Regions from separate parts of the Mus musculus genome. Here region 1 is linked to region 2. A link is a contact called in ENCODE POLR2A ChIA-PET data. All regions are on one chromosome and are shown on one strand. The core of a region is the stretch at or near the end of the contact, and the rest is flanking DNA. Distances in the headings are between cores, read along the strand shown.

Evidence for each region. ChIA-PET counts read pairs that join two places held with the same protein, here RNA polymerase II (POLR2A).
Region 1: POLR2A ChIA-PET joins it to region 2 with 11 read pairs in Patski. The contact joins the enhancer-like site here to the promoter of Ntmt1 in region 2. POLR2A ChIA-PET finds 5 or more read pairs at or near these places in 4 of 5 experiments (Patski and embryonic stem cell).

The regions. Positions count from the first base shown.
Region 1 is chr2:30,742,927-30,745,784 of GRCm38, forward strand. No RefSeq gene overlaps it. Among named protein-coding and RNA genes, the nearest start is that of Gm39782, 21 kb to the left of the region's middle. Within about 2 kb of position 1,251, at least 2 of the 3 ENCODE cell types and tissues checked have a DNase peak (open chromatin) inside an H3K27ac peak, as active enhancers do.
Region 2 is chr2:30,806,608-30,809,362 of GRCm38, forward strand. It overlaps Ntmt1 (N-terminal Xaa-Pro-Lys N-methyltransferase 1), which reads left to right and starts at 1,361. Exons shown (of 4, transcript NM_170592.3): 1 at 1,361-1,476.

The DNA.
Region 1 (2,858 bases), core at 1-2,500, 64 kb before region 2:
GGATGGGTTGCCCAGCGATAGGTGAGCTATCGAAGGTGGATCTATTGCAGATGGACTGCAGAAAAGGGATAGCATCCAGGGCAGCTCTCTCTCTCTCTCTCTCTCTCTCACACACACACACACACACACACACACACACACACACACACTCACAGAGCTCAAGGTGGGGTCCAGGAGATCCCTATCCAAGTCCCAGGCACCAATGTAAGGGTTTTTGTGGCGATCAGAGGGCCAAGGAATTCAGAAAAATCCAACCATGCACCAGCCCTCATTGGAGAGATTTATTGGGGGGGGCTGCCCCTGAATGGCAATGACAAGGGACAGGCCATGAAAGCAAGGGCCTTATGAAGGTTACAGCACAGGCACACAGGGAGAATGCTGTGGGACAGTGGAAATGTGTCACATTTGGCAGCTGATGATGGTGTGGCCACTGGCGCTGAGTCACTGAAAGTGGCCTGGGAGAGCATGCGGTTCTGGAATGTGGGTGGTTCTCCCCAACAGAAACAACACCCACAGATTGTCCTCTGGCCTCCACATACTCCCCGTGGCCTGGGCACACATAAAGAAATGTTACACCTTTAACCCTAGCACTGGGGAGGCAGAGGCAGGCAAACCTTTTTGAGTTTTGGTCATCTGGTCTACAGAGCTTACATAGCATGTTTCAGGTCAGCCAGGATTGCACAGTGAGACCTTGTCTCAAAGAGGGAGAGGAAGAGGGGGAAGGGGGAGGGACAGGGAGAGGGAGAGGACACAGATGTAGGTACAGAAATGGTAGCTGTCGCTGGGGTGTATCACAGCTGGTACCCTGGGCCATGCCCAGCATGAGTGTGGCCCAGGGCTCCATCCCAGACAAGTCCTCAGAGCCAGGGCTGCTCCAGGACTCTGGCTAAACTACCAAGTAGGTTAAAAACAAGAAGTTCAGGTCTGTTTCCTCCAAATGCACAGGGCTTCTCTGGGTCCTCTGGGCTGGGAAATACAGAGATACAAAGATACTGAGGGGTTTTTTTTGTTTTTTTGTTTTTAACAACAACAAAAACAAAAAAACAGGGCTTCCATCTCTGGCAATGGCTTAGAAAACCCCTTCGCTACAAGTGCTGGTTGGGAACGGTAGCCGGGAAAATATAACAAACACCCTTTTAAATGCATGGCTGAGCTTGCGAGAAAGGCCGGGAACTCCCTAGGGATCTCCACAAAGAAGCTGAAAGCCAGGCAGGAATGCAGAGCCGGCATCGCTGCAGCGGGGGAGGGCCTGGGCCAGCCGCTGGCCGCGCTGGCTTGGGGACTGGAGTTTACAAGTCCCTGTGGGGACTAGAAAGGTGGCAAGTGACGCCCACTCAGAGCTAGACCTGCAGAGCCACACAGTCAGAGCAGGCACCCGGAAGCCTTAGTTTGGGGGCCACTGCCAAGGTCTGAAGAAACAAAACTGCCCTGGAGACTTGGAAAGTCTTGGCCCCCAGGGGTTTAGATTTTAAATTTAGACTCTACTCCTCACACTGCCCTGGAGATGCCCAAAGGAAGAATTTAACACACAAAAGGATCGTTAGACTCTGGGCATAAACAGTGCACAGACTCAGAAAACTGAAACCTTGGCCTTACTCGGGGGTTCCCAGAGATACCTCCTCCCCCACAAGTGAACTCACAAAGGGAAGATTGCAAAACAAAGATGGCCATACCTGGGACCCAGCTGCAAAACCACCCAAAGACTGCTCCAGGAACCTAAGTGGTACAGCCAAGAGCTGGAGACCAGAGAAGAGGTTTGGGTGGATAGGGAGCAGACCTCAGTGATCAGAGCTCGCCTATCACTAGGATTCCTAGAGCTGCAAAGTTAGACACGATAGACAGACAGTTGGATAGATCATAGATAGACAGAGTTAAAACAGCTGAAGACATAACAGTCAATAACAGTTTGTGTCTGGCTTCTACATGGGTGCTGGGATCCTAACTCAGGTTCTCTTGCTGACATCCCAAGCTTTACACCCCCACCCACCCACTCTAGTCACCTCTCCAGCCCCTAGAGTGCAGTGTATGTTATTACTATGAAGATTTATTTATTTATTTATTTGTGTGTGTATGTGTGTGTGTGTGTGTGTGTGTGTGTGTGCTCGTGTGCACATGTGTGTGCAGATACCCATGGAATCCAGAAGAGGTACCAGATGCCCTAGAGACAGATATGCAGATGGTTGTGAGCCTCCTGATGTGAGTAGCTGGAACTTGAACTCACGGCTTCAATGGAGCTGGCTGTAAGCCAGCCTAGCTCCAGTCTCAGTGAGAGATCCTGTCTCAAGAGAATAAAACAAAGAATGATAGACAGAGTGAGATACTCCATGTCCTGTACCTGTGCACACATGTGCATATACCACATACCTACTCTCTCTTATACGAAACAACACCCCCAGAGAGAGATAGACAGACAGACAGACTGTCAGCTCTTCCAGAGGACTCAAGTTTAATTCTCAGCACCCACATGGTGACAAAAAATATCTATATCTCCAGTTCCAAAGGATCCAACACCTTCTTCTGGCTTCCTCAGGCACCAGGCACAAAATCAGCACAGAGACATACATGCAACCAAAACACTCATACACATAAAATAATAATTTTTTAATTAAAACAAAAAAGAAGAAAAAAAGAAGCTCTGAGATGTGTCATAACTCAGAATATCAAATATAAAATCTTATCAGTAATCATGAGGAAGAAAACACTAAGAAAAAAATGGATAAGCTGGCCAGTGGTGTTGCATGCCTTTAATCCCAGCACTTAGGAGGCAGAGGAAGGTGGATTTCTGAGTTCGAGGCCAGCCTGGTCTACAGAGTGAGTTCCAGGACAGCCAGAGCTACACAGAAAAACCCTGTCTCGAA
Region 2 (2,755 bases), core at 111-2,610:
AAAACACAACTTTAAGCACCTACTGTAATGCAGAGCCCAGGAGGCATGACAAGTATGTCTAACAGCCGGTGTGTCAGCCAACAGAGGTGAGCTTAAGGCAAAAATACTTATTATGATAACCTTCATTGCCTGCAAGCCCCACTAGACTCTAGCCTAAACTCGCAAATCCCACAAATTTAACCCTCAGAGTATTGTAGCTGAATCATTACATCCACCAGTTAGAAGAGGCAACTTAGAACTCCGAGGCGGTTAGAGGGGGTTTGCATGCAGCAAGCTCATCTTTCCTTCAAGACCCGGTGCAGATTGTCTGAGTGGATAGGGAAGGGCGGTCCTCAGGAGGGCAAACTTCTAGATTTCTGCTTTATTTGGCCTGGCAATCCTTACCTCTGTCAAAGCCTTTCTTTCCTGTTCTCTTTCCTGGGTTGATATATTATTTTAATATACTAGTGGGCATGGGTGGATTTGAGCAACAATGGCTTTTAATCCTCCTCCCCCCCCCCCCCCGACAGGGTTTCTCTGTATAGCCCTGGCTGTCCTGGAACTCACTTTGTAGACCAGGTTGGCCTCGAAATCCGCCTGCCTCTGCCTCCCGAGTGCTGAGATTAAAGGCGTGCGCCAACAACGCCCGGCTTAATTCTCCTTTTAGGGTGGAAAACTCTCATGATGTTGGTTTTTAAGAATCCAGCCTTGTGGCGCATGGAGGCGCGTGCCTGTAACCCCAGCAACCACGTCGATGATGCAGAAGGATCCTGAAGTTTACGGCCAGAACTCAGTTGGACTCTTGTCTTAAAAGAGCTACACCCTCAAGTGTGTGAGATATCAGCTGTGGATCCTTCATCATGAAGTCCCTGCGCGTAGGCAAAAAACTGGGTTAGGATCCCGAAGGAAAAGGCGATCTGGCCGAAGAATAGGGCGATCAAACCTTGGAGTGCGGCGATCTGGCCAGGGGGCGGGGTGAACTGGCCTCGGGGACAAGCGAGGTAGCGATGGGGAGGGGCGAATTGGCCGTGGGGCGGAACTAGCTGGTCTTGTGTTTGGGCGAGCTGGGCGTGGGGAGGGGCGAGTTAGTCGCGCGGAGAGAAGTTCTGGGCGTGTCGAGTGAGCAGGCCGTGGAGCGGGGTTGGCTGTGGGGGCGTGGAGAGGTGTGAGCAGGCCCTGGAGAGGGCGGAGTTGGCTGTGGGGGAGGGACGATCTGGACGTGAGCTGCCTGTGGGACGCGGCGATCTGGCCCTGGGGAGGGGCTATCTGTCTGTGGAGAGGGATGAGCTAGTCTTGGGGCGGAGTGAACTGGCCTCGGGGCGGAGCGATCTTGAGTCCAGCCCCCTCCAGGCTCGGGGAAGTGACGTGTGCGGACAAAGGCAGAGGCCGCGAGGTGTCTGGTCCGGTAGAGTGGTGGCGGCTGCTGTGGGCTACGGTCTTTGCCAGCCTCCTTCTCAACCCGTCCTTTTCTCTCGGGTCCCTGGAGCCCCGACCCAGGTAAGTATCGCGAGGGACGCGGCCAGGGAGGAGGGAGGTGCTCACCCCAACTGCCTGAAGCGGTGAGGCCCCGTCGTCAAGTGACCTGGGCCTGGCCCTGGCCCACGTGCACGTCCCATGGAGGTTCACCGATCAGACCTGGGCAGGGACTCTGGTGACCACGGATTGGGTTGGAGGAAGCCACGTTGGTGGAGGCTGGCAAGACGTATCTTCACTCGCGCCCGTACATCACTTTCCAGTCCTCAGTTTCCCCTCTGAGATAAGGAAAGCAGCCACTGCAAGGTTGGTGTGTGGAATCGGCGCCGTGCTTGGCTCAAGTCCTCGCAGTTAAGTGCTTGGTTGCACGGGTTGCCATCACGTTTAACTGCCTCCAGCTCTGGCCAACATCGTTACTGTCATGAGCCCTTGAGGCCAAGGTCAGCCTCTCTTCTGCAAGGCTGCCTGCCATCTTTTCCAGATGCTCCAGGCTTTGCTGCTCCACCAACTGTGTGATCATTTTGGTCTTTAATCCTTTTGATAAGGGCCTAGGACAGGTGCTGTAACTGATGACAATGATGTATGGGGTGGGGCACTCAGTGACTGGGGTCTAAGTGAGAAGCCTAAATCCTCTCCTAACTTTTGGTCCTTTCCCAAGTGCTGTTTTAAGGCACATCGTTTCCTTAAGCTGGCTTTCCTGTGTGTGTGCTTGTGTGTGTGTTGGGGGGAGGGGGGATGCTTTCCTGAAGGCCAGAGCCACATAATCAAAAGGTCAGAGTCTGCAGGTGTGTGGTTCTGGGTGTACCCGGAGCTTGTGTTTGCATCTTCTGGACTGACCAAAGGCCACATGATCTCATAGGTGGGCTCCAGCTTTACCAGGGTCTGTGTGATTTGGAGGTTTTAACACGTTTTCCTTACTTGATCTTTTTAACTATGTTTGAACTAGGCAGAGGTGGCACACGCCTCTAATCCCAGCATCCAGGAGGCAGAGGCAGGTGGATCTCTGGGTTTGAGGCCAACCTGGTCTACAGAATGAGTTCTAGGACAGTCAAGGCTACACAGAGAAACCCTATTTCAAAAACCAGACAGAAAGACAGAGAGAAAAATTGTGTTTTAAGATTTTTTTTAAAGATTTATTTATTGCCGGGCAGTGGTGCTGCACACCTTTAATCCCAGCACTTGGGAGGCAGAGGCAGGCGGATTTCTGAGTTCAAGGCCAGCCTGGTCTACAGAGTGAGTTCCAGGACAGCCAGGGCTACACAGAGAAATTCTGTCTCAAAAAACCAAAAAAAAAAAAAAAAAA